2 separate regions of the Homo sapiens genome follow, and region 2 is linked to region 1. A link is a loop called in an ENCODE intact Hi-C map of the cell type or tissue named here. Cell type or tissue: MCF 10A. All regions are shown on one strand.

The links. A loop is a pair of places that touch in the nucleus more often than their neighbours do. Peaks named below come from ENCODE experiments on the same cell type or tissue, not always from the same donor. Only the 100,000 strongest peaks of a DNase experiment are listed, where the experiment ranks them.
Region 2: a loop joins it to region 1, with 4 times the contacts of the local background. A loop is called at or near these places in 5 of 110 quality-filtered maps.

What each region holds. Positions count from the first base shown.
Region 1 is chr2:158,459,835-158,462,334 of GRCh38, reverse strand. All of the region lies in intron 1 of PKP4 (plakophilin 4), which reads right to left. Among named protein-coding and RNA genes, the nearest start is that of PKP4, 4.1 kb to the right of the region's middle. In MCF 10A, a CTCF peak has its summit at 1,495; no DNase peak of the experiment used is centred here.
Region 2 is chr2:158,686,561-158,689,060 of GRCh38, reverse strand. All of the region lies in intron 1 of PKP4-AS1 (PKP4 antisense RNA 1), which reads left to right. Among named protein-coding and RNA genes, the nearest start is that of PKP4-AS1, 47 kb to the left of the region's middle. In MCF 10A, no CTCF peak of the experiment used is centred here; no DNase peak of the experiment used is centred here.

The sequences.
Region 1 (2,500 bases):
TGAGCTAAAATATAACTTAGATCAATATAATCCAAATTGTATTTTTAAAAGGAGGAAGCTATCATCCAAACATTAAATGGTTTGTCAAGGTAATAAGGTTTAATGGCAGATCTCCTAATTTCTGATTTGGGATGCTTTTTACTTCCCTCATGCTTGCAATTCAGACACAGCTTGCAATGGGCCAAAACTTCAGATACCACCTAGCCAGTGTTTCAAAAGTCTATTTGTAAACTGATTGTGGGTTTCTATGAAAAACTGCATTCCAAGTTTCGGGCCAGGCCCCAAAAGCCTGCATAGTACCCTGATAGCCTCACTTCAAATACATATTTTACCTAACCTTCATATACAGTATCATTTTTGTGTCAAACCCCATACCTGTTTTAAATTCAACCTGGAATACAGGACACCAATGTCTACATTTTATGTACATGGTCTCAGGCCATAAGGAGCTTCCTCTGCCTTGCCAAGCTCACAGATGTGGTGATGGCATAGTGTGTGTGTGTTGTGGCAGGGTGGTGGGGGCAGTGTAGGGGCACAGATGAAGGAAGAGCAGTACTAACACCATTAAATATTTGCAACTCACCCAATTTATATTTAGTGGAGAGGAAACTATAGAAGTCAAACATGCCTCAGATGTCAAAGAAAGGTGCTTCCCCTGGCCCCCTCCCTCCCTACCCTATATTGTGAGTTCTGGATTTTGTGAAGACTGTATTATTCTATATCTAGCTACCTGGATTGGCACCCACCCAGTCACCAGGCATTATTCCATTCAGGAAAAATGCTTTGCAATCACATGACTTACAATAACTCAGACACTTCCACATTTTAATTTATATATTTGGTAGTAATAAAATCTCACAATACAATCCCTAACAACATTTTATCAGCTGCAATGAATCATTATATATGAGTCATAATAAACTATAATGTTATCAAGACTATGAATAATAAAATGATCAGTGATATAGCCAACATTTATTGGTATATCAAACAAATCTGAATTATGAAAAGGAAAAACAACAGGTCAATGATGAAGAAAATGTCTGCAACATTCCTAAGTTTAATTGAAGATCACCATCATGTAACATCCCCAATTTAGTAATGGTAACATAGCACACTAAATTAAGATAATTCCACTGAATTATTAAAGTGACAAGGTAAGAAATATTTGAATGTTATGCAACTTCTGAACTGAAACCAGCAAGTACATGAATTACTGTTCTTGGCAACTTAGAGCCTGATTACCTTACCTTGAAATAACCCTGTTATTTCTTATCACTGAGCATCGAACTGACCTGCTGACTGCTATCATCACTTCCATTGATGTAAGAATGAAAGCTTACATCCACGTATCTTAAAAGTTTTCCTTCTTTTCTCTATTTGCAGCTGTCTGTAGTGTTGTCTGGCTGTGAAATAGTTATTTAATTCTCCAAACATACCTAGTCCTCTGGTGTTATGTTTCAGATTCTTCTTCCCCCTTCAGTGCAGGAAGGGCACTACAGAATCATTTCACACATTGAAGGAGTAACTATCTCCCTGTACACTTGAAGGCGTGAAGGCAAACTTCCCAAACTGACATACAATACCATAGGCATTTATGCCCTAAAATAACCCTATAGTAACCTCTATTTTACCTTCCATTTAAGAATGAAGATATGATGTCCATTTTAGAATTAAGCAAGGTAGGGAATTACTGCTCAATTGAAACAGAAAGAAAAACACATTAGATTACAGAGCATTCTCAAAATACCTTAATATTTCAAAAGAGTCAGGTAAGAGACTAGACTTACCTGATGGTTGGCATCATCCAGGGTATGAATATTATTTAAATTGATCCCTGGGTAACAGCATGGAAATTACTAAGGTCAAAAATTGCCAATAATTGCATTTTCAAAAATTAAAGCGAGTTTCAAATTTTTACATTAAATTTACTTTGCCTATTTACAAGAAAAGGAAGAAAACTGCGATTCTAATTTAAACCTAATCCAAATACTCAAGGTCATAGAAATGCTAAAATTTTTATTAAACTGAATTTGGTAGTAGTTTCTTTAAATTCATATCATGTCAGAACTAGTCACAAAATTAGATTTGATTTATTCAGCTTATAAATGCATTACTGCTGCAATAATGTATATAATTTTACTTTCTGGCTGAATACTAGCTGCCCCTAGTTTCTTCTTCCCTTGTTTTCCATCAATACTCTGCTCCCTTATCTCCCTCCAAAAACAATACAGGTAAAAATTAAAATAATTGGATATTTAGCTTTCCCAACTTAGACTCTTCAGTATAATACATAAGACACCAGATGCAGCACCCTCTCCTTACATAATAGTAGGGGGTGGGGAGGGAATGCACTTTGGTCAAAATACAATTTCGGTTATTTTCAATTGTGTAGGATCACTAGTTGAAAAACTTCCACTCTTTGAATATCTGTAACAAATAGAAAGCATTTCTAACTGAAAGGTTACCTTTACCTGAAGCAGGCAAAACTATCTGCACA
Region 2 (2,500 bases), 230 kb before region 1:
TTCTATTGGGCTTTCCTTGACAGCTCAACCCAGACTTGGTAGCTGCTAACTGCTCCGATGGACTCAGGAATGTTACAAATTCTTGGGGGCAATGGCAGACGTGTCAGCCCCAGATTACCCCACAGTGCCCAGAACATTGAAGGAAGATTGCCACAGACATACAGTGAGTCGCAGCGACTCTCATCTGGGTGGCTGAGGGAGGCAGCTGCTGCCTCAGCCTACATGGCTTGCCAGTCAGGAGCACACAGAGCTGTCTCTAGGGAGCTACTTTTTAAGGTCAGGTGTTGGCCATACATGGTTTATCATTATTTTTGTTTTTAGCTATATAACCTTTGCTAAAATGATCTCAGGTGGACATGGAATATAGAAAGCAGCGCACAGTGGGCTGCTCTTGGTGCAGTGGGGAGAGGCACCTGGCATCCCTCCCCTTGACTTTCGCACTTCTGTGGACTCCCCATGGCTCTACCCCATGGAGATTGGAAGCTACCAGGAGGGTGGGGCTTCTGACCATAGATTGCTGATGGTTACTGGCTTTCCGTGGTTAACTTTTACACTATGACATGGAGCCTGACTGCTGAGGACTCCTACCTCTAGGACAACTTGAGCTTGAGAAGTTTCATCCAACCTTACTTATCTTTCATGCCTAGGAGCCCTGGGTACTATGGCTTCTGCCCAAGCATGGGAATAATACAACACGTCTCCAGCTTGGAGCATACATTCATAGGAACCGAAGAAATAAAAGTGCAGAGGTCATCTATCATCTTGGGCAGAGACTGAGAGTGACTTCCTCCTATCCACCCCCTCCTTTTCCTTACTAACACAACCTACATGAGTAGAGGTGGCAATAGGACCTGGTAAAGATTCCTTTTCCAAGTGTCTCTTATAGATAGGAATGGCCAATGAGATGTATGGGCAGGGATTCAAGGAAAGCTTTTTTAGGGGTTTTGACTCAATTGCCAAGCTCCACTTTCCCAACTCCTTTCTCTTTGTTGAGGAATGAGGATGTGATGGTTGGAGCTCCAGCAGCTAGCCAGGAAGCCATGAGGATGAGGGTCCTACCCAAAGAGTAGGATAAAGCTTACTTTATGCCATGAGGGCATTTGTGGAACCCCATACTAGGAAGACAGACATTAGACTTTCTGTGGTCATCTCTTTATGTGGTAGAGGAAAAAACTACAAATAAAACCTCTTACAACTTGTCTTGTTGAAGCCTCAATTTTGGAATTTTTTTTTTTTTTTTTACTGCCAGCCAAATGCAGTTTCTCAGTGATGATATATCATCACCACACTCACTGATGTGGCCTCAGAGGACAATATTTGTAGCTTCAGGTGGTTTAGCATCAGCTTTTCTCCAATTAAGATGTTATATATCGACAGACCTGATTTCAATACCACTCCACCTCTCCTCTGATAGCCTTTTCCAAAGCAGTGTTAATTTTCAAAGAAGTGATTAAAAGGTTACGCAGAGATGAGAGGAAAATGAAAAATGAGAACCTCACCATTTGCAAGCTGAATAAACACACCATTATCTTTTGACCACAGTGAGAGACAAGAAGGAGACTGCTGGTCACTGTGGCCAGCCATAATCACAGTGATTTTGGTGGACACATATTTCATCCAGCCTTACTTATCTTTCATGTCTAGGAGCCATGGGAATAATACAACACAGGTCTCCAGCTTGGAGCATACTTTCATAGGAACCGAAGAAATAAAAGTGCAGAGGTCATCATTCAGTGATAGAACCTCCTGGTTTTTGTTTTTGTGAAGGCTCAAAATGCTTCCCTCATAGCACAACACAACCATTTCTACGATGGCCAGGACCCCTCCTGTGATCATCATTTCTAACCTGGAACCCATGAGGATTGAATCCTTTCCTCTGGTCCCCAGGAAACTGGGCACACCTCACTAGGTTCATTCTCACCTCTGGAAAGGAGAGAGCTGCCCTGGGTTGTGCTGGCACAACCACTGACTCTGGAGATCCGAAATAAAGACCCTAGAGGGGTTTCGTCCTCCCTGAAGTCATTTTATTAGATTATTACTCAGTGGGTGGCAGCTCCTCAAGGCCTTGGAAGCCAAACACATTACATTTCATTGCCAGCAAATAAAGGCACATTTCAGGGGGCTTCTGGGGAGTGAGTTAATAGTTATAAGGGATTTCTGAAGGAAGAATTGGATATGTTCCCACTGATCTCAGAATTACACCTTTGACCCAGCATAAGTTGTGTTTTATTTTCTAAGACAATGCATTGGTCAGCTCTGGAATCACTGGATGTGAATGGAGGGTGAAATAGCTCATCATATCATTAAGTCTTTATCAAAATTACCCCAAGCATTGGATGGGGCTTTAATAATGAAAGAGCTAGTTATGGCTCATGCAAACGATTATGACAGCACAAAATGCTTTTTAGTGATTTCGTTAGAATTAGGCAATAGCGATAGGCACAAACAGCCACTTCGGGGACATGCCAGCTGCTTCCAGCAAAGCTGCTGACATGAAAAC